Linked DNA regions of Homo sapiens: all the other regions are linked to region 4. The links are chromatin contacts, found by Hi-C or POLR2A ChIA-PET in ENCODE. All regions are on one chromosome and are shown on one strand. The core of a region is the stretch at or near the end of the contact, and the rest is flanking DNA. Distances in the headings are between cores, read along the strand shown.

The links. Hi-C counts contacts between places; a loop is a spot of excess contacts on that map. ChIA-PET counts read pairs that join two places held with the same protein, here RNA polymerase II (POLR2A). Pooled maps may share reads with other maps.
Region 1: a map of naive thymus-derived CD4-positive, alpha-beta T cell shows a loop between it and region 4 (18-fold over the local background). The contact joins the promoter of PSMD9 here to the promoter of ZCCHC8 in region 4. A Hi-C loop is called at or near these places in 3 of 168 maps with a recorded cell type or tissue (breast epithelium and naive thymus-derived CD4-positive, alpha-beta T cell) and 10 of 50 pooled maps. POLR2A ChIA-PET finds 5 or more read pairs at or near these places in 3 of 52 experiments (activated B cell, activated CD4-positive, alpha-beta T cell and naive thymus-derived CD8-positive, alpha-beta T cell).
Region 2: a loop to region 4 is called in a map of B cell, with 32 times the contacts of the local background. The contact joins the promoter of MPHOSPH9 here to the promoter of ZCCHC8 in region 4. A Hi-C loop is called at or near these places in 1 of 168 maps with a recorded cell type or tissue (B cell) and 12 of 50 pooled maps. POLR2A ChIA-PET finds 5 or more read pairs at or near these places in 13 of 52 experiments (B cell, CD4-positive, alpha-beta T cell, CD8-positive, alpha-beta T cell and 9 more).
Region 3: a loop to region 4 is called in a map of natural killer cell, with 9 times the contacts of the local background. The contact joins the promoter of LINC01089 here to the promoter of ZCCHC8 in region 4. A Hi-C loop is called at or near these places in 3 of 168 maps with a recorded cell type or tissue (B cell, CD8-positive, alpha-beta T cell and natural killer cell), 2 of 37 single-sample maps with no recorded cell type and 11 of 50 pooled maps. POLR2A ChIA-PET finds 5 or more read pairs at or near these places in 5 of 52 experiments (CD4-positive, alpha-beta T cell, GM12878, HEK293 and 2 more).
Region 5: a pooled map shows a loop between it and region 4 (10-fold over the local background). The contact joins the promoter of TMEM120B here to the promoter of ZCCHC8 in region 4. A Hi-C loop is called at or near these places in 4 of 50 pooled maps. POLR2A ChIA-PET finds 5 or more read pairs at or near these places in 2 of 52 experiments (OCI-LY7 and naive thymus-derived CD4-positive, alpha-beta T cell).
Region 6: a map with no recorded cell type shows a loop between it and region 4 (15-fold over the local background). The contact joins the promoter of KMT5A here to the promoter of ZCCHC8 in region 4. A Hi-C loop is called at or near these places in 1 of 37 single-sample maps with no recorded cell type and 2 of 50 pooled maps. POLR2A ChIA-PET finds 5 or more read pairs at or near these places in 2 of 52 experiments (activated T-cell and activated naive CD8-positive, alpha-beta T cell).

What each region holds. Positions count from the first base shown.
Region 1 is chr12:121,886,747-121,891,062 of GRCh38, reverse strand. PSMD9 (proteasome 26S subunit, non-ATPase 9) reads right to left here and starts at 2,273. Exons shown (of 6, transcript NM_002813.7): 1 at 2,069-2,273. The coding sequence starts at 2,206. It also overlaps a transcript of HPD not described here. RefSeq lists enhancers at 1,389-2,002, 1,970-2,369, 2,003-2,616.
Region 2 is chr12:123,230,214-123,234,696 of GRCh38, reverse strand. MPHOSPH9 (M-phase phosphoprotein 9) reads left to right here and starts at 1,556. Exons shown (of 24, transcript NM_022782.4): 1 at 1,556-1,622; 2 at 4,175-4,436. The coding sequence starts at 4,333. It overlaps MTRFR (mitochondrial translation release factor in rescue), which reads right to left and starts at 1,261. Exons shown (of 3, transcript NM_152269.5): 1 at 1,166-1,261. RefSeq lists an enhancer at 1,544-1,783.
Region 3 is chr12:121,801,696-121,804,773 of GRCh38, reverse strand. LINC01089 (long intergenic non-protein coding RNA 1089) reads left to right here and starts at 1,828. Exons shown (of 4, transcript NR_152740.1): 1 at 1,828-2,143; 2 at 2,966-3,067. SETD1B (SET domain containing 1B, histone lysine methyltransferase) reads right to left here and starts at 765. Exons shown (of 17, transcript NM_001353345.2): 1 at 541-765; 2 at 1-50. The coding sequence starts at 36. RefSeq lists silencers at 471-530, 571-700, 971-1,220.
Region 4 is chr12:122,498,996-122,503,471 of GRCh38, reverse strand. It overlaps ZCCHC8 (zinc finger CCHC-type containing 8), which reads left to right and starts at 2,540. Exons shown (of 14, transcript NM_017612.5): 1 at 2,540-2,830. The coding sequence starts at 2,632. It overlaps RSRC2 (arginine and serine rich coiled-coil 2), which reads left to right. Exons shown (of 10, transcript NM_023012.6): 10 at 1-18. RefSeq lists enhancers at 1,495-2,186, 2,122-2,301, 2,352-2,411, 2,612-2,691, 2,187-2,880 and 1 more and a silencer at 2,832-2,981.
Region 5 is chr12:121,710,134-121,714,550 of GRCh38, reverse strand. TMEM120B (transmembrane protein 120B) reads right to left here and starts at 1,799. Exons shown (of 12, transcript NM_001080825.2): 1 at 1,587-1,799. The coding sequence starts at 1,655. RefSeq lists silencers at 1,328-1,457, 1,638-1,687, 1,698-1,957.
Region 6 is chr12:123,381,521-123,386,130 of GRCh38, reverse strand. It overlaps KMT5A (lysine methyltransferase 5A), which reads right to left and starts at 1,999. Exons shown (of 8, transcript NM_020382.7): 1 at 1,923-1,999. The coding sequence starts at 1,932. RefSeq lists enhancers at 1,369-1,528, 2,369-2,588, 2,111-2,841 and silencers at 1,709-1,878, 2,806-3,028.

The DNA.
Region 1 (4,316 bases), core at 1,024-3,523, 610 kb after region 4:
CGAGGTCAGGAGATCGAGACCATCCTGGCCTCAGGTGATCCACCCACCTTGGCCTCCCAAAGTGCTGGGATTACAGGCGTGAGCCACCAGGCCCGGCCCAAACCCACTTTTTAAAAACAAATATAGAGCACGGTTTCAGGCTGAAAGCTTTCAGCAAGCAACAGCAGCTAGCCAGAAGCAACCAACATGCCGTATCAACATGCAAAGCATCTGACCTTATATTTAAGAGAAGAGATTATCATTTTCCATATGCAGCGGAGTTTTGAAATTTCCTTTTAAAATACATTTATGGGCAAGGCACTGTGGCTCATGCCTGTAACCCCAACACTTTGGGAGGCAGAGGCAGGAGGACTGCTTGAGCCCAGGAGTTTCAGACCAGTCTGAGCAAGCAACATAGTGAGACCCCATAGCTACAAAAAATACAAAAATTAGCTGGGCGTGGTGGCACGTACCTGCAGTCTCAGCTACTTGGGAGGCTGAGGTGGGAGGATTGCTTGACACCAGGAGATTGAGGCTGCAGTGAACCAAGATGGTGCCACTGAACTCCAGCCTGGGCAACAGAGCGAGACCCTGTCTCAATAATAATAATAACAATAATAATACATTTATATAAGATTAAAAGTAGATCTATTTAAATAAAAATATCAAAGGAATAACACAAGTGGTATATGCATATAGTATACTGCATGTGGTAGAAAGTAAACTAAAGTTTGAGAAATTGCTGGTAATTTGCTTGAAAGCACAGGTTCTGAATGTAACAGACCTGAAGTCTGAATCCCACTTTGAGCATATAGTCAGCACCCAGTAAAATGGTTCTCTGGCCCTCCGTATGAAACTTCATCTTATGGCCGGACGCGGTGGCTCACGCCTGTAATCCCAGCACTTGGGGAGGCCAAGGTGGGCGGATCACCTGAGGTCAGGAATCCAACACCGGCCTGACCAACATGGTGAAACCCTGCTTTTACTTAAAATAAAAAATTAGCCTGGCGTACTGGCGCTCGCCTGTAATCCCTACTACTCGGGAGGCTGAGGCAGGAGAATCACTTGAACCCAGGAGGCAGAGGCTGCAGTGAGCCGAGATTGAGCCACTGCACTCCAGCCTGGGTGACAAAGCAAGACTCCGTCTCAGACAAAAAAAAAAGAAACTTCATCTTACATCACCTAAAATGCATTCCATCCCACCCTACTTGGGCATAATTAATTGCATCTTCCTCTGCAAACTGATCTGTGATTTTACACTAGATGGCATAAGAAAACCTGCATCAGCTTTTGAGCCAGACCCACCACTGCCACTTCCGAACTACATGACCTTAGATAGGCGTTTGCCCCACTCTGGGCCTCAGTTTCCTCCTTATGCAATAAGGATGATGAGCCTTATTTGTAACTCAAAGTTCGGTCCTTAGACCACTAGCATCAGCATTGCTGGGAGTTTGCTACAAATGCAGAATCTGCTCCCTTGCCTCAAACAAAATCTGCATTTTAATAAGATCCCCAGGTAATTCATATACACACTGAAGTTTAAGAATTCACGATACAATCAGCAAATGCCGGGTGCAGTAGCTCACGCCTGTAATCCCAGCACTTTGAAAGGCCGAGGTGGAAGGATCGCTTGAGGCCATGAGTTCGATACCAACCTGGGCAACACAGTGAGACTCTGTCTTTACAAAAAGTACAAAATTAAGATAAGGCAGTCAGCGAGGCACATGACAGCTGTTTAATCACCAAGTAACACCTGTTTCCCCCTCCCTAAAATGGAAAGAGTAACAGCATCCACCTCAAAGGGTTGTTGCAAAGATTAAATTAACTCAACAATGCACAGCACTTAAACCAGCGCCTAGCACACAGCAGGGCTCCACAAACTCTTGCTGGATATCAATATGGCTAACTCTTCAGTTGCTAAAGTTCTTTGCCTGCCTTCTTGTGCCGACAGAGGCCGCACTTGCGGCGCCTTGGGCCTCCCAGGGAGATCCGTTGCGGAGCGCCCAAACTGAGGCCGCCCTGGCATCCCAGTACCCCAGGGACTCCGGGCCGGGTTAGGCGACTTGGGGCGCCCCGAACCCACACTCACGCTTTCCAGCACGTCATAGTTGGCCTTGATCTGCGCTTCTATCTCCTCCTTGCGCCGCATCAGCTCCTGGACGTCGCTGACAGTCACGACGCCGGCCTGCGAGGAGCCTCCGCTCTGCCTCGCTTCCTCGTCGGACATCGTGAACCCCGGGCCGCGACTCCAGAGACCCGGCTCCCGGGCTAGGGACGACGCCCCAGTCGACCGTAACTACGGCTCCGCCCATGCGCCAAAACACCACAGCCGTCCGCGAACGCGAGAACAGTCAAGGGGCGGGGCTTGGGATGGGGCTTAGGGCGGAGCTGGGTCACCGGAAGCCGCGCCCTGCCGGAACACGTGCGCCTGTGGTGACCCGGCAGGAGTAGCGTCGGAAGCAATGGATCCCCACGCAATTGCACACCAACGCTAGGGGATGATCTCGCCCCAGCTGACTCATTTTCTCATTCGTGCAGCAGACATTTATTGAGCGCCTACTGTATGGATGGATACTGTACGCCAGAGAACCGCTGCGTGGCGCTCCAATTCAGTTCTTCACATCCACACAGCCCTGGAGGATTTACAAAATACATTAAGGTTCCTTATCCCTCACTTTACAGATCCGATATGCCTGAGTACACACCCCGTATCTTGCCACTTAACGGCAATCTGTGTGACCCTAGGTCACTACTTGGCTTCTCTGGGCCTCAGTTTCCTCATCTGTAAAATGGGGCAGTAATTGATAGCAATCTATCTCATAGAGCTGTCCTTCTGCTAACAAATATTCATGGAATGATTCCTATGAGCCATATACTGTTGAAGGTGCTGGATGTTCCTGTTAAGGCCTCTAAAAATCGTAGTGATAATAATAACGGTAACAGTGTTTATTTATTGATACTTATAATGTGCCAGACGCTGTTCTAAATGCCTTACATATATTAATTCAACAACCTCATGAAGCTAGATTATTACATCCCAATTTGACAGCTGAGAAAACCGTCTCAATAACCAATTTACCCAACTAGCAAAATGTGAGGCCAAAATTCCAACCCAGCTTACCTAAACAATCAACTTTGATATCTGACCATGTGCCTCTAATATTTTGTCTTGAAAAGGGCTCAGCGGTCATCTGTGTAGTATTCAAACATGTTTGCCCTGAATCTAATCATTGGAAAACAGACATATCCAAAAGAAGGGACATACTTCAAAACAACTGGCCTGAAAACTTCAAAAAAAGTCAATGTTGTGAAATACACATGGGGAATAAGGGGTGGGGGACAGAGAAAGGAGGCGGATATGCAATTGCCTAGATTTAAGAACACTAAAGATGTGCATCAACTAAATGCAATGGGCCAGGTGTGGTGGCTCATGCCTATAATCCCAGCACTTTGGGAGGCTGTGGCAAGCAGATCATTTGAGGTCAGGAGTTTGAGACTAGCCTCGCCAACATGGTGAAACCCTGTCTCTACCAAAAATATAAAATATTAGCCGGGTGTGGTGGCACACACCTGTAATCCCAGGTACTCAGGAGGCTGAGGTCTCGAACCCCTGGCCTCAAGTGATCCAGCCCAGCTCGGCCTTTCAAAGTGCTGGGATTACAGGAGTGAGCTACCGCACCCCTCAAAAATAAACTAACATTTCTAACATTATCGAGAGAGAGAGAGAGAGAAATACAGGTGCAGTGGCTCATACCTGTAGTCCCATTATGCTGGGAGATCAAGGCAGGAGGATCCCTTAGGTCCAGGAGTTTGAGACTAGCCTGGGCAACATAGCAAGACCTCCATCTCTACAAAAAAAAAAAAATAATAATTAATTAGCAGAGGACCAGGTGTGGTGATTCACACCTGTAATCCCAGCACTTTGGGAGGCTGAGGTGGGTGGATCACTTGAGGTCAGGAGTTCAAGACCAGCCTGGCCAACATGGTGAAACACCGTCTCTACTAAAAATACAAAAGTTACCAAGGCACAGTGCCACACACTTGTAATCCCAGCTACCTGGGAGGCTGACGCAGGAGAATCGCTTGAACCGGGGAGGCAGAGGTTGCAATGAGCTGAGATCATGTCACTGCACTCCAGCCTGAGTGACCGAGTGAGACTCTGTCTCAAATAAATAAATAAATAATAAAGTTAAAAAGGGAGGAAGAGAGAAATAATGACTAAATGCAATACATGATCCTTACTTGAATTATTTAATGAGAAACAGCAGCTTTACAAGACTTATTGGGCCAACTGGTGAAATCTAAATATGAACTTTATATTAAATTATAGTATATCA
Region 2 (4,483 bases), core at 307-2,806, 730 kb before region 4:
TGCCAGGCGTGGTGGCTCATGCCTGTAATCCCAGCACTTTGGGTGGCCGAGGCAGGAGGATGACCTGAGGTCAGGAATTCGAGACCAGCCTGGCCAATATGGCAAAACCCCGTCTCTACTAAAAATACAAAAAATTAGCCGGATGTGGTGGCGGGCACCGGTATTCCCGGCTACTCGGGAGGCTGAAGCAGAAGAATCACTTGAACCCGGGAGGCAGAGGTTAAAGTGAGCCGAGATCGCGCCACTGCCCTCCAGCCTGGGTGACAGAGAGAGACCTTGTCCCCCCTACCCCCCTCCCCCACAAAAATAAAAAAAGTAAAAAAAAATTGGTAGGTATACTTAGGAAGCTCCAATGAGATGTAACGCCTCCTGGCAGATCTGTTATTCCAAGGGCAGATCCATTTCCTGGGTTGTGGAGGCCTAAGTGATAGTGCCAGGGAAGTCCCTTTACTGTGAGCCAGAACTCCTGGAGGTAAATCGAGTAGCTGGAAAGACCTTAAAGGTTAACTATGCTGAAGAATGTGGCCTGCACAGTGCGCATGAAATGGGCTGGGGTCCCACGGGGAGGAGAGCGAGTTCCCTTTGGTCCTTCAAAAGTAGGGCTGGGTGGCTTGCGCCTGTGATCCCAGCACTTTGGGAGGCCGAGGAAGGAGGATCGCTTGAGGCCAGGAGTTCGAGATCAGCTTGGGCAACACAGTGAGACCCCCCCACCCCACGTCTATTAAAAAAAAAACGAGTATCTCCGCAAAAGCCTAGCAAGGGCAGTGCTGACCTCTACTACGTGCCAGGCCTGAAACAGCACCTGATGCGTGCTCACAGCTCCATTCCGCTCAGTTTTGTACATGAGGATCCTTCCGTTTCGCCTTGGGCCTCCGTGGAACCGTTATCTCCAGGACGGTAGTCTCTCCTCTCCCCTGCCCTGAGTGCCTGAACAGCCCCAGGGCCGACCCACAGCACCTAGCGTAAACCAGGTCCCGAGAAAACTGAGCTCGGGTGTCACGGCCGGCCCCACCCCACCGCCAGCGCGGCCTCAGGTAAACTGGCTGCGCCACTCGGGGTCGCAAGTCGGGAAAAACCCAGGCGTCCCGGCTCGCAGTCCTCTCTCCGGAGCCTTTGACAGTCGTCGGCAGCCGTAGGGTTACCTGGCTTCTCCGCAGATGCTTACCTGGTCTCAGGACCCGACTCGTGCCCTCAACGTTCTAGGGATATCCAAATCACCTCAGCGGAGGATTCGCAATCGCGATCCCTGATCTGCGCACGCGCCGTACTCCGATCGCGGTTTCTCTTATCTACCAGAGGCTCATGTTTACTCACTGCGCATGCGAGAAACTGAAGCTTCTTTCCCTCGTGGCAGCGGCTGGCTCCCAGAGAGCCAATCAGAGAAGAGAGTTTCACAGCAATCCCGCCCCCTTGTCACTCCCCCGGGGTTGGATGTCTCTCTTTGGTTGGAGCTGCGCGAGGGGGAACGGCGAGGTGGACGCGCGCGCCATGCGAGGCTGTCTCCGCCTCCTTCCGGGCAGCCAATCACTGGAGAGACGCCGGGCGCGCGCGCGCTCCCTCGGGTAACGGTCGCGAGAGGCCGCTTGCATGACCCTGACATCGGCAGCGGGAGCGGCGGCCAGGTAAGCGGCCACCAGCCTGCAGGGAGCTGTAGGCCGCTGGGGACAGGAGACGAGACTTAGGAGACACTGTCTTAGCGGCCCCTTGAGTGTGGTGATGGGCTGGGGTGTGGGGTGACGGCTGCCGATTGGCCTGACCCCCTCGGAGCCCTTCGGCGTGTGGGAGCTCTGCCCGGCCGCGGTGCGCCTTTTCTAGACTCGGCGCCCTTGAGTGACACTCGCGCGGCCCAATCGCAGATCGCTCTTCCTGAGGGGCGGGGGGTTTGTGGGGTTTTTTTAATTTTTCCCCCCATTTTTTGCCAAGGTGCCCCGGTTTCCTTTTGGAATCGCGGTTGTAGTTGCAGGAGCGGTGGCTTTTCTCCGTCCTCCCTGCTTTCCGTAGCTTAGGCGACTGCATAGATTCTCCCTCTCCTTCCCACTTTGACCCGATAGCCGCCACCAGCCATTGCGGGCTGACTGTGAGCTCAGAATGTCGGGATCTGGCCTCATCCCCATCTGAAATCTCTTCCTCTCCCCCAAGCCTCCCGTCAAGGCGGAGCGCCCAGTTAACTTTCATGTTTCATAACCATCAATCGTTCCTTTTCCCCAGCTCCCTTTTTTTGCTAGGGGGTAGGGACACCAAAAGCGTCATATCTTGTTGCTGGGAAATATAAAAGCTCTGCTCTTATATTCATTCTGTATCAAGTTAAAAAAATTTTTTTTTGCATTGTATTTGTGGGTGTTTAAGGATTTTTCCCTCTTACTTCCCTGCCCTCCCCCCAGCACCTCCACCCCAAATGGAGAAGCATCTTTGAATTTCTAGTGGTTTTCCATCTGGATCTGCATCCGGATCCGGATTACCTTAGCAGGGGAAATAATAGATGGGGTTGCAGGTTCATCTCCCTGGAGAGCTTGTGTTTTCCTGGTGTAATAGCATGGTGATTGGAATCCAGGTATTTCTGTTGCCAGTTGGAAGGGGCAGTCCTTGACTGTTTCAATGCCCCATTTGTCGTGGGTGATGGGCTGAGCCACTGGGGAAAAGTCCATTTAGTTAGGTCCGGTTACCCTTTGCATTCACTCCTGTCCCTGAAGGAAATGGTCCCTGTTTTTGTGTAATGCTTTATAAAAGCAGGCCCTAGAAAGTGGGAATCTAGCAGAAGCGGAATACTAGATAATATTCCTGTTGCACTCTCTAAGCTTTTCAGTTTGTAAGCAGCTGAAGTTTTCTTTCTTTCTCCTTTTTCCTCTTGCTCCCTTGCTCTTTTATAAGTGCATGAATTCCCCAGGAAGGAGGCATCTTGTTTGACCTGTTACAGCCAATTTGCCATGGTATATATCCAGCTTCACTGAAATTTTAGTTGGCCTGGCAAATAATTTTTTTATTTTTATTTTTATTTTTTAAGAGATGGGGTCTTGGTCTGTTGCCCAAGCTGGAGTGCAGTGGCAGGATCATAGCTCACTGCAGTCTTGAACTCCTGGGCTGAAGTGATCCTCCCACCTCAGCCTCCAGAGTAGCTGGGACATGCTCCCAGTAGCTGCAGGCAGGCTCCAGTGTGCCCAGTGGTTTATTTTCTAAGAATAGCTGCACAGAGACAAAAGACCATATATATAGTTCAAAATGTACTTCCAGACAATGGGGAAGCTATGGTTGTTAACAGTTTAATTGGCTCTTTTTAATACAAATTAAATATTAAGTAGTTCAGTTCTTCTTGTCTCTGTATAAGTCAACAAACATATATACTTGGTAGAATTTATTAAACAAATGAACAAGGCATGCAAGTATTCCAATTGTTACATAATAGAATTATATCTAGAACTTTCATTGTAAAGCCTGGCAAAATGGTTTGCGCTATAATCCCAGCTGCTCGGGAGGCTGAGCACTTGAGGCCAGGAGTTGTAGACCAGCCTGGGCAACATAGCAAGATGCTGTCTCTAAAAAAAAGAACCTTGATTATTAAACATATAAAAATCTGAAATATTACCTGAAAAAGGTGATGCTACTTTTGCAAATAATCCTTAATGTAGATTTTTAATTGAGATACATAATTCACATACCATAAAATTCAGTCTTTTACAAGTGTACAATTCAGTGGTTTTTAGTTCACAAGGTTGTGCAGCCATCACCACTATCTAATTCCAGAATTTTTTATCACCCCAAAAAGAAACTCCATACCAGCTGCACTCACTCACATTCTCTCCTTCCCCAGCTCCTGGCAGCCATTTGTCTATGAATTTGCCCATTCAAGATATTTCATATCAATGAAATCATATAGTCTGTGGTCTTTTGTGACTGGCTTTTTTTACTTAGCATAGTATCTTCAGTGTTCATGTATGTTGTAGCATGTGTCTTTTTATGGCTGAATCCTATCCTGTTCTATGAATATGCTTCATTCGTTTATCCATTTATCCATTGATGGACATTTGGGTGGTTTCTACATTTTGATTATTATGAATACTGTTGCTATCCTTAATGGAGATCTGTATGAAAGCAGTTAAGGTTTCCAAAGTTATGTAAAAACAGTTGCTAGCTTTGGTGGCTTTTTATAGTAGTATTTTTTTCCCCCATTCATTTTCAGACTCTCTTGGAAGTTTAGGATATTTCACAGTTCTGAATGTTAGCCACTGAAAATGCCAGTAGATGATGAAGCCTCTGAAGATGACACGGATTCATTTTTCTCAAACAGCCCAAGAACCTTTATTTTCCAATAAGAGAATATAACAATTTCTGTACACTATGGAAGAGTTTGACTTGGTGAAAACCTTACACAAAACTTCATCTTCTGTAGGATCTGATGAAAATTCTCTTCATTCTCTTGGACTGAACTTAAATACTGATAGGTAAGAATGGGATTTAAAAAAAATGTACCAAATCAGAATAACCTTAT
Region 3 (3,078 bases), core at 579-3,078, 700 kb after region 4:
CTGGTGGTGGTGGTGGGGGGGGTGACTGTTCTCCATGCCGTTAACCCAACCTGAAAACCAGCAAGTTGTTGTCGTCTCCGCCGCGGCGGCGGCGGCGGCCGCTTCTACACACACGCGAAAGAATCCAATCGGCAGGCCCCCACCCCCTCCCACCTTGCCAGCGCGCCCCGAAAGGAGCTGTCTCGCTGGCTCCCCCCAAAACAAGAATGGAGCGAGAGAATAACCCTTCCGGGAGAATTACGCGCCCGCCCGCTCGGCCACCGTCTCGGGGCGGCAGCGAGGGGCTCCCGGGGGTCCCCTGGGCGGGCTGGCGGGGCCCGGGGCGCCCGGAGGACGCGGACTCCGGCCCATGGTGCCCGCCCGGCCGCCCGGCGTGGCGCTCACCCGCTAGCTCGGCCCGGCTCTGGCGCGAGGCTGGCGGCAGGGCCTGGCGGCGCCGCCGCCCGCCCGCCCGCTCGCCCGCTCGGGCCAGGGCCGGGGCCGGGGGCTTGGGCCGCCCGGCTGCCGGCCGCGGCCTCTCCCTCCCCGAGCCGCGCTTACATCCCCGCCGGGCGCCGGCCTCCCTGCGCCGCCAGCCAGTACATGGTGTCCCCCGAGGGAGCCGAGGCCGGGGCGGCCGGACCGGGGGCCAGGAAGGGGGGGCGCCGCCGCCGCGGCTGCCGGGCCCGGAGCTGCTGCCGCTGCCGCCGCCGCTGCTGCTGCTGCTGCCCGGGAGGCGGCTGGCGGCGGAGGCTCGGCTCCCAGTAGCCGCACATCCCACAATACACCGCTAAGGAGCCCGACCCGAGCGCTCACCCTCCTCCTCTTCCTCCTCCTCCTCCTCTTCCTCCTCCCCTCTCCTTCCTCGCCGCTTCCCCAGGCACTCTCCCGGCGGCGGCAGCTGCGCCGCCAAAGCCCCGGGCCCCAGCGGCCCCCCACCCCTCACTCGCGCGCTCCCACACTGCCTCCCCCTCCCCGGGGGAAGGCCTTTTAATTTATTTATTTTTCTGGGACTGGGGTGGGGGTCTTGGCTGGCGGGGGAGGGGGTCTCCCCGGGCTCTACCTCCCGCGGCCGGGACTACCCTCAGAGCCGCGACCGCCGCGGCGTGCGTCCCGGGCCTGCAAAACTGTTTCCAAACTGCCCGGGCCGGAGGCGGGCGCGCGGGGCCCGGGGAGATGGCTGGGGTCTGGGGGGCCGAGGGTGTGTGTGGACGCTGGGAGCCGCGGGGGGAGGCCGGCGTCGACTCAGAGGAGTTGCAATCGAGGTATCTGCGCTCCGGCTTCCTCCTGCGGCCCGCGACCCCCTCCCCGGAGCTGAGCTGGGGAAGGGAGACCAGGGTTCACCACGTTAGCATTCGCATTCCTGGGAGGATGCAGCCCTCGCCTGGACCTGGGCGATAGACGCCTTCTTCTGTTTTTATTTTTGGAGGGGAGCGCCCTGTAATTGTCCTGAACACATGCTTCCCCCCCTTCCTCCAGCCACCCGCGGAGGAGAGAGTCCCCCTTTTTTGCATTTATCTTTTCCTTCCCCTTTCTTTATTAAAGGTCCGGGAGTGGCGGCGGCCAATCAGCGCGCGGCTTCCATTTTGTGAGTTCAACTCCGAGGCTCCCGGGCTTCGCGAGGACGCGTTTGCAGCCCCCTCTGCCGCTCCTCTCTGGCGGCCGAGGCGCAGGAGCCGCCTCGCCGGGGCTCGGAGCTGGTGTAGCTCATATTGGGGCTCTTTTCGGGGTTTGTAATTTGGCCGTGGGTAGGTAATTGGCTGGAGCAGGGCGGCAGGGCGCGGCAGCCAATCAGCGCGCGGCTTCTATAGGGCTTGAGTTATTAGACGCTGATCTCAAAACATCCTTCATCAGACACGAAGGAGAGGCCAACAGATGAGGGAAGCCATTTTTCTGCAATGGAATTAAATGGCCAAGTGGGTTTTTCCTTTGTTGCAAATGGGGAATGTTTTTCCTTTGACTCTACCATCCAGTTCAGGACGTCTCAGTGTGTTTAACATTTGTCAACAGGCCCAAGGACTCACAGTTGGAAGACTGGAGAAGACTTTTTAAAAAGATCTGGATTTTTCCTTATGACTTGGAATCCATCTTTGTCTTGTATAACTAGGTCATAGCACACCATTCATGTCAGCAGTTAACAGTTTTGAATTCCAAAAAAACCTAAGTAAATGACATATTTTTTTTCCTCTTTTTGTTCTATGGGTGGGTGGGGGGAGCTTGGAGCTGTCTTAATCTGTATTCTCTTGACTGAACAATAAATTTTTAAATATATCTAGTTTCCTCTATTAAACACTTAAACCTGGCCATCTTATTAACTCCTTCTCTCTTTTTAACAAGGTAATGTTTTAAATGTATATAGCTTTAGGACTAGCGAAATGGCAGCAACAAAAAATTGTGAGCAGTTGTTACTCTTTTAGTTTTTAAAAAACCTTTTACATTGTAAGTACCCAATCCATTCTGTCCTGACGCAGTACAGTTTTGATGTTAATGTTGCTGAGATGTCCTTAATTTTCCGAACCTTCATCTGCATGTATGTCTTTGTCTCTCTTGTCTAATATAAGCCAGTTAAGATGCTTGAGACGATCTTGCTTTATAAAGCTAAGGTTCTAGCTTTATGCTTTTGAAAATGTTTACAGCACTAAATGCTAGTCAGCTTTCTTCCCCGTAGCTTGTACACTTTCTTTGAAAATCGATCTATTTGAAGAAAAACAGCCCTGTTTTTCTCGTCTTTGGTGTTGGGGGTTGGGGGGAGCTGGTGGGTGAGGGAAAGGAAGACCTTTTCTTTGTGTAGAGAGACTAAAGCCGTCACAGGAAACTAGATTAAAACTGGAAAACAAGTCCTAGCTGGTTCCAGCAAACACCAACGTTAAGTGGGGGGTATTTTCTATGGTGGTTGGGCGGCTGGTGCGTCTTGTGCCTTTTGTTTGATTTGACTGTATTTTCGCCTTTTGTCTCTTAATGACGATCACACCATTGCTATATCCAGAGCAGTAAACAGTCCTCAGCGAAGCCGCCTTTTTGCCTACCCAACCCTGGAAAGTTTGCAGAAGTGGAAGGAGCAGAACGTGAGGGTGTAACTTACAAAAAGGTAATAAGAAC
Region 4 (4,476 bases), core at 1,291-3,790:
AATATGTGTGTATATGTATATTGGTCCAAGTGATCTTCCCACCTCACTCCCCTGAGTAGCTGGCACCAAAGGCCCATGACAATGTACCTGAGATGGGGTTCTCAGGCTGTTGGCCAGGCTGGTCTCCCACTCTTGGCCTCAAATGATCTGCATCATCTCAGCCTCCCAAAGTGCTACCTGGGATTCAGGTGTGAAGCCACAGTGCCTGGCCTAAGTATTTTATTTCAATTTCTTTTTTGAGTAGCCAAATGCAAATAATTAAAAGATGAAATTACAGTTGTCCCTTGAACACATGGGTTTGAACTTTAGGGTCCACTTACATGCAGAATTTTTTTTTCTTTTTTTCTTTTTTTTTTTTTTGTGAGAGACTCTTTTGCCCAGGCTGGAGTGCAGTTGCATGATCCTAGCTCACTGCAACCTTTGTCTCCTGGGTTCAAGCAATTTTCCTGCCTCAGCCTCCTGAGTAATTGGAATTACAGGCACCCGCCACCACGCCCGGCTAATTTTTGTATTTTTCGTAGAGACGGGGTTTCACTATGTCAGCTAGGCTGGTCTTGAACTCCCGGGTTACACCATGTTGGCCAGGCTGGTCTTGAACTCCTGACCTCATGATCCACCCGCCTGGGCCTCCCAAAGTGCTGGGATTACAGGCGTGAGCCACCACGCCAGGCCTCATGCAGATTTTTCAGTGAAAGTAAACCTGGGAGGCGGAGGTTGCAGTGAGCCGAGATCATGCCACTGCACTCCAGCCTGGGTGACACAGTGAGACTCTGTCTCAAAAAATAAAATTTCAAAAAAAAAAAATTTAAATGGCCAGGCACAGTGGGTCATTCCTGTAATCCCAGTATTTAGGGAGGCAGAGGCAGGAGGATAGCTTTAGCTCAGAAGTTCAAGACCTACCTGGGCAATATAGGGAGATCCTGTTGTCCACAAAAAGAAAAAAAAAATGTTAAAATGTGTAAGTGACTTCCCAATGTTGTAAACGGAAAGAGGCTTCCTTAAGGGCCTTTGAGCACTGACCTAGCAGTGTTCCAACCTCATCTTGCTCCACTCTGCCTTTTCACTCAACATGGTGGTCCTTACACCTAAGACACTCTTCCATCCTCCCACCCCCAACTTTGCCGATCCTTAAAGTCTCACTTCCTCACTTTACTGACTCCCACAGACTAGGGTGTTTGTTAAATATTCATAACTTCCTGTGTTTTTCACCTTTTTTTTTTTTTTTTTTTTTTTGAGACAGAGTCTTGCTCTGTCGCCCAAGCTGGAGTGCAGTGGCACGATTTCGGCTCACTGCAACCTCTGCCTCCCGGGTTCAAGCGATTCTCCTTCCTCAACCTCCTGAGTAGCTGGGATTACAGGCGTGTGCCACTACGCCTGGCTAATTTTTGTATTTTTAGTAGAGACAGGGTTTCTCCATGTTGGTCATGCTCGTCTTGAATTTCTGACCTCGTGATCCACCTGCCTCGGCCTCCCAAAGTGCTGGGGTTGCAGATGTGAGCCACCGCCCCCGGCCCACATTTCTTTGTGTGATCAATATCCATCAACAACCATCTCGACCCAAGAACAGGAACATTTATAATTATGGGGTTTTTGTTGCTTTTTGTGGACTACAGCCTTCGTGAGAGGAGGAATTACTCTATTGTGGTTACTCTTGTAACCATACTCAGGTCCTAGACAAGTGCCTGGCCCATCGAAGGTGTAAGTAAATAATGTGATTGAATGACAGAAAGCCTCAACAGACAAATAGTTGAGTCTAGCTAATCTTACATTAAAAACGAAGCAAGCTCAATAAACTAATCTACAACAGTCATCTCTGTAGCAAAGCTGGAGTTTCTTATTCTCTTTTATGTTTATTTTTATTCAGTTCCCTTTCAGGCTATGGAGTTCCTTATTCTCTGGTGTGGCACGCACACCAGAATCTGTGAGAAGCTATGCGTCGTGCTCTGATTTTTCACCCTTAGTTGCCTAACAGGAACATCCCATACTGGTTTTTGTTTTTCTTTTTCTTTTTGAGACAGGGTCTTGCTTTGTCTCCCAGGCTGGTGTGCAGTGGCGCCATCTGGGCTCAATGCAGCCTCGACCTCTTGGGCTCAAACCCTCCCGCCTCAGCTTGCCGAGTACTTGGGACTACAATCGCCCAGCTAATTTTTATATTTTTTTGTAGTGTCTGGGTCTCGCTCTGTTGCCCAGGGTGGTCTCCAACTCCTGGGCTCACGTGATCCTCCCACCTCTGCCTCCCGAGTAGTTGGTATTACAGGTGTGAGCCACCCCGCCCTGCCCCCAGATTGCTTTAGCGCATTCTGACCTACTCCAGCTTTCTTCACATTTCAAAAAGCACCAATCCCAGGATGCAATGCAGACAATGAGTACCAGTCGCTTAGAAACCACACGTCCCAGCATGCCGTCCTCCGGGCAATCGCAAGCCCGATAGGCCCCGCTGCATTCCGGGAGTTGTAGTCTCTAGCGACTGGCCCCGCCCCGTGTGCAGCTTTCGCGGCCTGCGTCTGGAGAAAACCCTAGCGGGTGGCTCCGTGCGGCCAGAGCTCTAGAGAGTGGTGCCGCCTTCCAACCTTCTTCCCCAAGCCCTGGTGGCCGGCTCCGCCTCTTCTCGAATCTTTTCCACAGCCCAAAATGGCCGCAGAGGTGTATTTTGGCGATCTAGAGCTCTTCGAGCCGTTCGACCACCCAGAGGAGTCGATTCCGAAGCCCGTTCACACTCGCTTCAAGGACGACGACGGCGACGAGGAGGACGAAAATGGGGTCGGCGACGCGGAGCTACGGGAGCGGCTTCGGCAGTGCGAGGAGACCATCGAGCAGCTCCGCGCCGAGAATATCCTTTCCTCTCGCTGGGCCCTGTCACCCGGGTGTGGGGCCGGGGCAGCGCCAGGCGTGGGGCCGGGGCAGCGCCGGGCGAGGGCGAGGGCGCGGGCGGAAGTTCCAGGAGGGCCAGAATTCCAAGTGCTTTCTGTCACCCGCCGGCGGACCGAGAGTCTAGGGTTCGGGGCGCGCAGGCTGCCTCGGCGCAGACCTCTTCCCCTCAGGGAGGCCGTCTCCTGACCAGACCCACTCCTGCCTCCCACCCGGGTGCCGTGTTTAGGGTTATTTTAGGCTGCTCACCTGACAGATTGTACACAAGCCCTTAATTGCCCCCCTCTGTTTGAGGTCGTGGTGAGGTTTCATATTTCGCAGCCACGCTCAAATTGTGCCGTCATGTTACAGTTGTAGGTGATGAAATACCGGCTGCTTAGACGCGGGATCGGTTTTTATACCGGGGCAAACGCTAGTGGTCCCAGAATGCAGAGTTGGGGGCCTCAAGGAATCCGGGTGTGCTGAGATAATTGGTTAATTGCTTGATTAAAATTGGGGATTAATTTTAGAGTTCTTCCACTCGGAGCTCGCTTCTGTGCTGAAGATGCTTTGCAACGCCTTGAGGAAAACGCGCCAAAGAAGTTTCTGTTAGACTTGAGTTACAAGATTGCAGATTTTTCTTGATTTGCTAGTATGTTTTTTTTTACGTTCGTAGAGTTTTATAGGTAGATAGATAACTTTGGTTCGGGTAGTTTTCCTTTTAAAATTTGTAGAGAACTGAAAGTGGCTGATATGTTAGCTTTTTTAGGGGGACGGGGTCGGGGAATGGAGTCTCAGTCTGTTGCCCAGGCTGGAGTGCAGTGGCGCGATCTCGGCTCACTGCAACCTCCGCCTCCCGGGTTCAAGCGATTCTCCTGCCTCAGCCTCCCGAATAGCTGGGATTACAGGCGCCCGCCACGGCGCCCAGTCAGTATATCAGTTTTTAAGGTTTGTGAAGCGCGATTTATTTTTTCAGAATGTCGTCTTCCTCCACATTGTGAGGAAAATTTTCAGAATACAAAAAGTTGAGGCCGGGCGCTGTGGCTCAAGCCTGTAATCCCAGCACTTTGGGAGGCCGAGGCGGGTGGATCATGAGGTCAGGAGGATCATGAGGATCAGGTGGATCATGAGGATCAGGAGGTCAGCCTGGCCAACATGGTGAAACCCCGTCTCTACTAAAAATACAAAATTAGCCGGGCGTGGTGGCGCGTGCTTGTAATCCCAGCTACTCAGGAGGCTGAGGCAGGAGAATCCCTTGAACCTGGGAGGCGGAGGTTGCAGTGAGCCAAGATCACACCATTGCACTCCAGCCTGGGCGACAGGGTGAGACTGTGTCTCAAAAAAAAAAAAAAAAAGTTGAAAGGATTCTACAGTGGACATCCATAGATTTATTCCAAATTCTAAAGTTGTTAACAGCTCGTTATACTGCATTCTCTTTATCACATAGTGGTTGTTGAAAGGTTTGACAGGAACACTGATGCTTCAATAATGGTTTTGGTTCAGTTTGTTAGTCTGTTGAACTTCAGGATCGTGTCTTAGAATATATGTTCGAAAGGATAAAAACCGTACTTTAATTTTGGGTTTCAAAAGCCTACCCCTGCAACAAAATAGAAGCTCAATAAGTGTGTC
Region 5 (4,417 bases), core at 550-3,049, 790 kb after region 4:
CTGAGGGCCAGGCACAGTGGCTCATGCCTGTAATCTCAGCACTTTGGGAGGCCGAGGTGGGTGAATCACCTGAGGTCAGAAGCCTGGCCAACATAGTGAAACCCTATCTCTACTAAAACACAAAAAAATTAGCCGGGCACGGTGGCGCACACCCGTAATTCCAGCTACTCAGGAGGCTGAGGCAGAGAATGGCTCGAACCCGGGAGGCGGAGGCTGTAGTAAGCCGAGATCACGCCACTGCACTCCAGCCTGGGCGACAGTGAGACTCTGTCACAAAAACAAAACAAAACAAAACAAAACAAGAAGTGGCTGAGTCTTCTCCGTGGGAGTGGAGCCAAAACAGTCCCCTGAGAACCGGATGGGACCCAGGCCCTAGAAGAGAAGGCATCAACCTACACATGCTGGACAGGTCGAGATGTGTCTAGGTCCCTTCCCCTCTATTCATGCCTGAAAGGGCACCCCCATTCCTGCCCCGGCTCTCCAGCAACCCTCTGTCTATTGATCAGAATCTACAACCACGTGTCTAGAAAGACCCATCAGAGACACCCTTGGCAACCTCCTCTCCCCTCTGCACACTGTAGGAGGCCAACTGAACTGCAGACAAGAGGTACATGGACAGGGACAATGTCACTGCTCCAAATGAGAGGACTGGGGTGATAGTGTGCAATGTAATTTCAGGCAAAGCCAACCCCCCGAAAAACAATCCCGTGACTGGAGAGGGAACAGCCCTGTCTTCAAAAATAGTCACCGAGTCCCTCTTGGTCAACCCCAAGGTTTCCTGAGGCGTCTCTAGTCAACACGGTAGGTAGCTGGGGCCTCTCTGAACCTCTTAGCAGGAACAACTGCTGCCAGGACCGCTCCCCACACCCAGCAGCAATGCCATTCTCTCAGGGGACCCCCGCCTTACACCCGCCCTCACTCCACCCCGTGTAAGGCTCCGGGCCAGAAGGATAGAGCTGGGAGTTTCCCCTATCACTGGGTGAGGCTACTCAGCTGTCCGAACTGACAGATGCTCTCCACGCCAAAATCAGCCTGCAGCAGCGTCAGAGCCCCCAAAGACAGGAAATAGGGGTCCCTAATCCCCAAGCACAACCTAGAGGTTCAAGGTGAACAGCTCTTAAGTACACCTCCCAAAACAGAGCTGCAGGATAGTGCTGCCCCGCCAGAGCACGGGGTGGGAGCTGAGCTACCAAAAGCAGATGGGAGGGGGCGGGGTGAGATCTGGGGAGACCCTGCAGAGGTGGGGGCTGGGCTGTTCTCTTTGAACCACCCCCACAGATGAACACGCCTGGAACTTGCCTCAGAGGCCACAGACCAACTTTCTGCAGCGAAGGGGGTGCGTGGAGCAGAGAGCCAGTGGGAGGGCGGCGGAAGAGGGGGCTGCGACCCGGCGCCCCACGTGGACGAAGAGCTGAAGCGCCGGGTGATGGGAGGGGGCTGGTCCATGCCTCCCGTCCGCCCCCAGGGCCTCTCCGGGGCACTCCCTAGGCCCTGACTGTCCCCACCGCCCGGGCCGGGGGGCTCAGGAAGGGCAAGGCGCTGCACCGCGGGCAGCAGAGTTGCGGGACCAGGTGGCCTGGCCCTACCTGCAGTTCTTGAAATTCTCCCTCCAGCTCGTGCCATTCGCGCTCGCAACGCTCCAGCTGCCCGGACATGATGCGATGGTGCAAGGCGGCGGTGCCGGCGGCTGCTCCCGCAGCGCTGCCCGACCGGCCCCCCAGCGCCCCACGCCCGCGCGCTCGCCGACCGCCCTCGGAGGCACCAGCTGTTCCTGCGCAGCCAGAGCCACGCGCGCAACTGACGTCACGGCCCCGCCCCGGCGCCCGCCCCGCCCCACGCCTGGGAGGCGGGGCCGCGCGTGCGCATGTGCCCCGCCCCGCCCCGCGTGCGGCGTTCCGGACCGGGACATGGCAGGCTCGCAAGGTCTTTCGGGGTCTGTTGCGGCCCCCTTGGCAGTGCCTCTGCGCCTCCAGAATCTGTCTCTTCCAGGAAGAGTTGGGGGACTTGTCTGCAGGTTGCATTTGCAGAGATTATTTGACTTAGATTGTGTGTTTTGGGGGTGTCTAGAGTTTGGGGAAAGGAGATTTGGGGGAGGTGAAATGAAAGCTCACCGGCCCCTGGTCATTGCCTGACTTGAGCCCAGGCCAGCGCCCCGGAAGGCTGGCGCTGACATCGACCATCCAAAAAGGTCGGGGGCCGGGCGGCGCAGCGCAGAGAGGGCACGGTCATTTCACGTTGTCATTATTATGTGCTGCAGCTAATACATCCTAGATTCCTGCCCTCTAACGCTCTGGGTGACGTTCTTAACAGCTGTTTCTGTCGCTCAAGGGACAACCGCCTCCAAGCTGATTAAATCCAGTTCTGTCCCCTCCTCTGCCAAGTCCTGCAAGAACTGCCCCTGCCTAGCTTTCCAGTCCCTTCTATCTCACCGCCCTGGACTCGTACCCTCCAGCCATTGCTTTTTCTCTTCCTGACCTTGCATGGAACTTTCTTCCCTCTAAATCTTCATACGATGTGCCTTTTTTTCATCATTCAGGCCTCAGTTTCAAATGACACCTGTGTTACTTTACTTTTTTATCTTTCTTTTTTCTTCTATTTTTATGGGTGTTTTTTTTTTTTTCTGTCGCCTAGGCTGGAGTGCAGTGGTGTGATCTCAGCTCACTGCAACTTCCGCCTCCCGGAATCAAGTGCGTCTCATACCTCAGCCTCTGGAGTAGCCAGGTTATACCACATCCAGCTAATTTTTGTATTTTTAGTAGAGGCGGGGTTTTGCAGTGTTGGCCAGGCTGCTCTCGAACTCCTGACCTTAAGTAATCCGCCCGACTTGGCCTCCCAAAGTGCTAGGATTACAGGCATGAGCCACCGTGCCCGGCCCCCTGTGTTCGTTGCTAAAGCTGCCATAACCACAACCTGGGTAGTTTAAACAATAGAAATGTATTCTCACCAACGGGGGCAACATAAGGAGACCTTGTTTCTACAAAAAATTTACAGATTAGCTGGGTGTGGTGGCACGCGCCTGTGGTCCCAGCTACTCCGGAGGCTGAGGTCCAAGAATTCCTTGGGCCTGGGAGGTCAAGGCTGCAGTAAGCTATGATTGCACCACTGCACCCCAGCCTGGGTAACAGAGCGAGACCCAGTCTCATAAAGAAAGAAGGAGGCCGGGCGCGGTCGCTCACGCTTGTAATCCCAGCACTTTGGGAGGCTGAGGCAGGAGGATCACCTGAGGTTGGGAGTTCAAGACCAGCCTGACCAACATGGAGAAACCCCATCTCTACTAAAAACACACAAAAAAATTAGCCAGGTGTGGTGGCACATGCCTGTAATCCAGTTACTCAGGAGGCTGATGCAGGAGAATCACTTGAACCAGGGAGGTGGAGGTTGTGGTGAGCTGAGATCGTGCCATTGCACTCCAACCTAGGCAACAAGAGTGAAACTGAGTCTCAAAAAAAAGAGAGAGAGAGGAAGGAAGGGAGGGAAGGAAGGAAAGAAAAAAAGAAAAGAAAGAAATGTATTGTCTCACAGTTCTGGCATCTAGAAATCTGAGAGGAAGGTGTCAGCAAAGCAGTGCTCCCTCTGAAGCTCTGGGCAGAATCCTTCCCTCCTCATAGCTTGTGGGTGTATGTGGTGGCGGGGGGCTCCTTCACTGGCGTTCCTTAGCTCGCAGCTGCATCACCCCAATCTCTACCCTGTTGCACCGTCTTCTTTCCTGTGTGCATGTCTGTGTGTGTCCTCTCTTAAAAAGACACCCTTTCTGGCCAGGCATGGTGGCTCACGCCTGTAATCCCAGCACTTTGGGAGGCCGAGGTGGGCAGATCACTAGAGGCCAGGAGTTGGAGACCAGCCTGGCCAACATAGTGAGACCCCATTTCTACTAAAAATACAAAAATTAGCCGGGCATTATGGTACAAGCCTGTATTCCCAGCTCCTTGGGAGGCTGAGATGGGAGGATCACTTGAGCTCCAGAGGTCGAGGCTGTAGTGTGTTGGGAAAAGCTGAGTGTTGGGAGAAGCTGAGGCAGGGCTTGTATGTCTGACACAATGTAAAAGAGTCTTGGAACATGTCCAGGGTCCAAGGTCTAAAACCCCTTGTGGCCTTTGGAACACCAAGCTCTGTGCTAAAGGGTGGAAGGCTGCCCTGATGCACCATAATCTAAGCCCAGGGCATAAAACCCCTCGTGGCTTGGATAGAATCCAGGGCTCGTGGCTCTGGAATGTGTCTAGACTTGCTGGCTCCTTGCTCCTTGCTCACCCAGGATCAATTGTATCTTGTGTTAAAAGAACCTGCTCTCCATTATCTTAAGTAGCGGAGCAAATGCTAAACCATCACAGCTGTAAATCATGGGCTTAATGCAACGTGCCCTCTTGACCTCCACATTCTCACCACCTGTTTCTCTGTTGGATTACCAATAAATAGCATG
Region 6 (4,610 bases), core at 750-3,249, 880 kb before region 4:
GTGAGACAGTGAGAATCAATAACTAATAATTACATAGGTGATTTGTAAGCTGCCATGGGAGGAGCTGACAAACATTATCTTCGCTTTGGGTAAGTAAGGGAGGTTGGGTGGCACAAGCAAAGACCCAGCCAAGCTAGAGTCTGGACAGCAAGTTTGGACTTCACGCTTCCTCTTCCAAAAAATGAGAATAACAATTTGTAAAGATCAATTGAGTTAATAAAGTGCCTGGCCCTCAGTGGTAATTATTATTATTTTGTTATTGTTCTTGTTTGTTTTTTTGAGATGGAGTCTTGCTCTGTTGCCCATGCTGGAGTGCGGTGACGTAATCTCGGCTCACTGCAAGCTCCACCTCCCAGGTTCAGGCAATTCTCCCTGCCTCAGCCTCCCAAGTAGCTGGGATTACAGGCATGCGCTGCCATGCCCGGCTAATTTTGTATTTTTAGTAGAGACGGGATTTCTCCATGTTGGTCAGACTGGTCTCGAACTCCCGACCTCAGGTGATCTGCCCGCCTTGGCCTCCCAAAGTGCTAGGATTACAGGTGTGAGCCACCATGCCTGGCCATAATTATTATTTAGTCATATTTTAAGTATTTCAATGATAGATGGTTAGTTTTCTTCATATATTAATTAATGCACTACTTTTAAAACAAGTAGTTTAAATGATTTTGCTGTGATGAGAAAAATGAACCCAGGAAGCATAGTTTTATTAAAATTTGTCAGATAAATTAGTCAGATAATGTTAAATATACTTTTAGATGCTTAACACTTTTCAAAGGAAAAATATTAGTATTAATTTTCTCCAAGAGTTGAGTGATGAAGCTCTTTAACCTGAAGTTTACTATGCCTCATTTTTTCATCAGGCTCTGGGTAAGTCTTATCCCAAAAGAACCTCTAGGGATGCTAGGAGAATAGATGATGCAACTGACTTCAGGGCCTGAAAACAAAGGGACCCAATAGATATTTACTGAATGAATCATTATTTTATTCATTATTATTGCTATAGGGAGCATACTGCACTAAAGCAAATTCCTACTAACACTTGAAGCCTTGAAATTTTGAGAAAAATATAATACCAAAACTTTTTTTTTTTTTTAATACTAATTCTACTCAACTTTCACGCTCAAGTTTTTGGCCCTTTGGCGTGAAGGAGACGCAGTGGCTGGAAATGACCAAGCGGTTGGAGATCTCTTTGCCGCATACCTGGGAGGCACTGTCCTGACAGCCAACTAAGTATGCAGAGGACTTCAGACAGGGCATCGCCTCCCAGGGCTGTACAAGCCCACCCAAGCCATCTACCGGGGGGCGAAGTCCTGACCAGATGCGGGGCGAACGACCGCGCCCGCGAGATGCCAGGAACCCGTTTTACCCCAAAGTGGGCCAGCGGGGCCCGGCCTTCGCTCCAGCGGCGCAGAGCTGACTCAGGACGTGGGGAGGGAGGAAAGGCGCCTGCTGCGGTGTCCACCCTGACGCGCACCCCAATATGCAGGTTATCGATCTGCGCCTTCGCCTCGGGATCACCTCCTTTCCCAAAGAGAGAGGGCCCCAAAGTGGGCGAAGCCTCACTCCTGCCCCCGCCCCACTTCTATCAATAACACCTATTCCCTGGAGGTGCCCTGCGCTTTAGTTTCCAAAGAGCTCTGACATATGGATCTGCTGCCGTGGAGAGGCAGGCCCGCAGGTGTTCACTTCATAGAAGGGAAACAGAAGCACGGCAGTGGGAAGGGTTTCTGGGGGCATCTGGAGCCGCAAGGGGGGGCCGGCGGGTTCCGCAGCAGCACCCCCTCTCCCCCCACGCGGGTCCCCAAGCTTGCCCCGAGCCACCCGAGGAGGACGCCTCCCCGCAGCCGCTGCCTCCACCCCGGCAACCCCTCCAGCACGACCCCCGACCCAGCCGCTCCGGTGCCGGCCACTTGGGCAAATACCTCTAGCCATGGCTCCACTCTGTCACCGCCTGGGATCTCCCGGGAAACCCAGCTTTCGAAAAAAGTTGCAACAACTCAGCCAACTGCTCCGCCGGGCTCCAGCTGCTCGCCCCGATTGGCGCCGCCTCCCGCCTCTCCGCAGGCTGCCCGTAGTGATAGGCCAACTCGGAGAAAGGCCCCGCCCTTCTCCCGCCTCTTCGGCGGCGGGGCGTGTCCAGCCGCCGCAATAACTGCAAACGCTTTCCCGACAGGTCCCGGCGGAGGAGGTGGGAGGGGTGTTTAAATTTGACCGTCGCCAGACGTTGAATGGCTGCGATGGAAGACACCCGAGCTGCCATTGGGAGGCCCCAGATTCCTCCCCCTCCCGCTGCTGAAGCTCCGCCTCCGGAGCGTGAGTAGCCCGGCTGGAGCCCTGGGCTCCGAGCCGACCGGATCTGGGACTTCCGGTTCTCTGTGGGCTTGACCGGAACCCGACCTTTGACCCCTCGATCTTCCCTTAAGAGCTGGGAAACCTGAGTCTCCCAGCAGTTTAGCAACTCCAGCACACCGACCTCTCCAGCAGTTTGATCCATTCATTCTCAGGTTTGAAAGGTTTTGGCCGGGCGCGGTGGCTCATGCCTGTAATCCCAGCACTTTGGGAGGCTGAGGCGGGCGGATCACCTGAGGTCCGTGGTTCGAGACCAGCCTGACCAATATAGAGAAACCCAGTCTCTACTAAAAATACAAAATTAGCCGGGCGTGGTATCGCATGCATGTAATCCCAGCTACTCGGGAGGCTGAGGCCGGAGAATAGCATGTAATCCCAGCTACTCGGGAGGCAGAGGTTACGGTGAGCCGAGATCGCGCCATTGCACTCCAGCCTGGGCAACAAGAGCGAAACACTGTCTCAAAAAAAAAAAAAAAAAAAAAGGTTTATTGAATATTCCAGTATTCAAAACCCGGCCGGGCGCGGTGGCTCACGCCTGTAATCTCAGCACTTTGGGAGGCCGAGGCGGGTGGATTACGAGGTCAGGAGATCGAGACCATCCTGGCTAACACGGTGAAACCCCGTCTCTACTAAAAATACAAAAAAAATGAGCCGGGCGTGGTGGCGGGCGCCTGTAGTCCCAGCTACCTGGGAGGCCGAGGCAGGACAATGGCGTGAACCCGGGAGACAGAGCTTGCAGTGAGCCGAGATCACGCCGCTGCACTCCAGCCTGGGCGACAGAACGAGACTCCGTCTCAAAAAAAGAAAAAAAAAAAAACCCACAGACACAACTCCTACCAACTAACTGGGTCAGTAGGGAAGGTCCTTCCAGGACCGCAAAGATCCTAATGCTTCACACCCACCCATTTTACAGATGGGGCAATAGAGGAAGCGGGTCACTTACGCGCTGCCCAAGGTCACCCAGCAATGTAATTGCAGGGCCTGGGTCAGTCTCTCCACTGTTCAAACACTAAATGGCTACCTTATCCCGAGGGAAGCAAGTATTCGCTGTTCCCCTCTGAGAGAGGGGGCTCAGTCAGTATGTTCCCAGAGAATCAGGTGTCCTGGAGTGTCTGCTTTGGACTCAGGGAAGGCGTCCAGTTACTACTGCTCTTCCCTGGGGCCCCTCCCAGGGGTGTGGGACGAGGTCACTAATCCATCCTGTCTCTTTGGTAATTGAAAAGGTTTTGGAGACCCAACCATTGCCCAAAGACTCTTCCAAAGCACCAGGAAAATAGGAAAGGAAAATAAAATGATATATGTGAAAGCACTGGGAAAGGTAGAAAAGGACACTTTTGTCACAAAGTCACTGTGTCACTTGGCACATCAGTTCAGCTCTCTGGCCTTCCATTTCCCTACCTGTCAAATGAAGGAGCTGGTGCCGTAATCTCCAACATGCCTTACAGCTTCCATAAATATGTGGAAGTGTGGCAGTGTGCAGTGGCTCTCACCTGTAATCCCAGCACTCTGGGAGGCCGAGGCAGGTGGATCACGAGGTCAGGAATTCAAGACCAGCCTGACCAACATGGTGAAAACCCCGTTTCTACTAAAAATACAAAAATTAGCCAGGCGTGGTGGTGCGTGCCTGTAATCTCACTACTCAGGAGGCTGAGGCGGAGAAGTGCTTGAACCCGGGAGGCAGAGGTTGCAGTGAGCCAAGATCGTCCCACTGCAATCCAGCCTGGGCACCAGAGCGAGACTCTGTCTCAAAACAAACAAACAAACAAACAAAAAATATATATAGAGAGAGAGGTGTTTGCTTTCTCCAAAATTGATTATTTCAACATTTATTGAGCTCTATGCCTGCCGCTGTTTTGGATCCCCCAAGGATCCGAAGGGAAAGTAGACACAGCTCCTTCCCTGCATTCTTTTAGGGAAGAAACAAGGCATTATTTAAAAGATAATTTTAAGGCTGGGTGTGGTGACTCACACCTGTAATCCCAGCACTTTGGGAGGCTGAGGTGGGCGGATCACCAGGTCAGAAGATCGAGACCATCCTGGCTAACACGGTGAAACCCCATCTCTACTAAAAATACAAAAAAAAAAAAATTAGCCGGGCGTGGTGGCAGGCACCTGGAGTCCCAGCTACTCGGGAGGCTGAGGCAGAGCTTGCAGTGAGCCGAGATCACGCCACTGCACTCCAGCCTAGGCGACAAAGAGAGACTCCATCTCAAAAAAAAAAAAAGAGAAAAAAGAAAAAAAAGATCATTTTGTTTATTTAT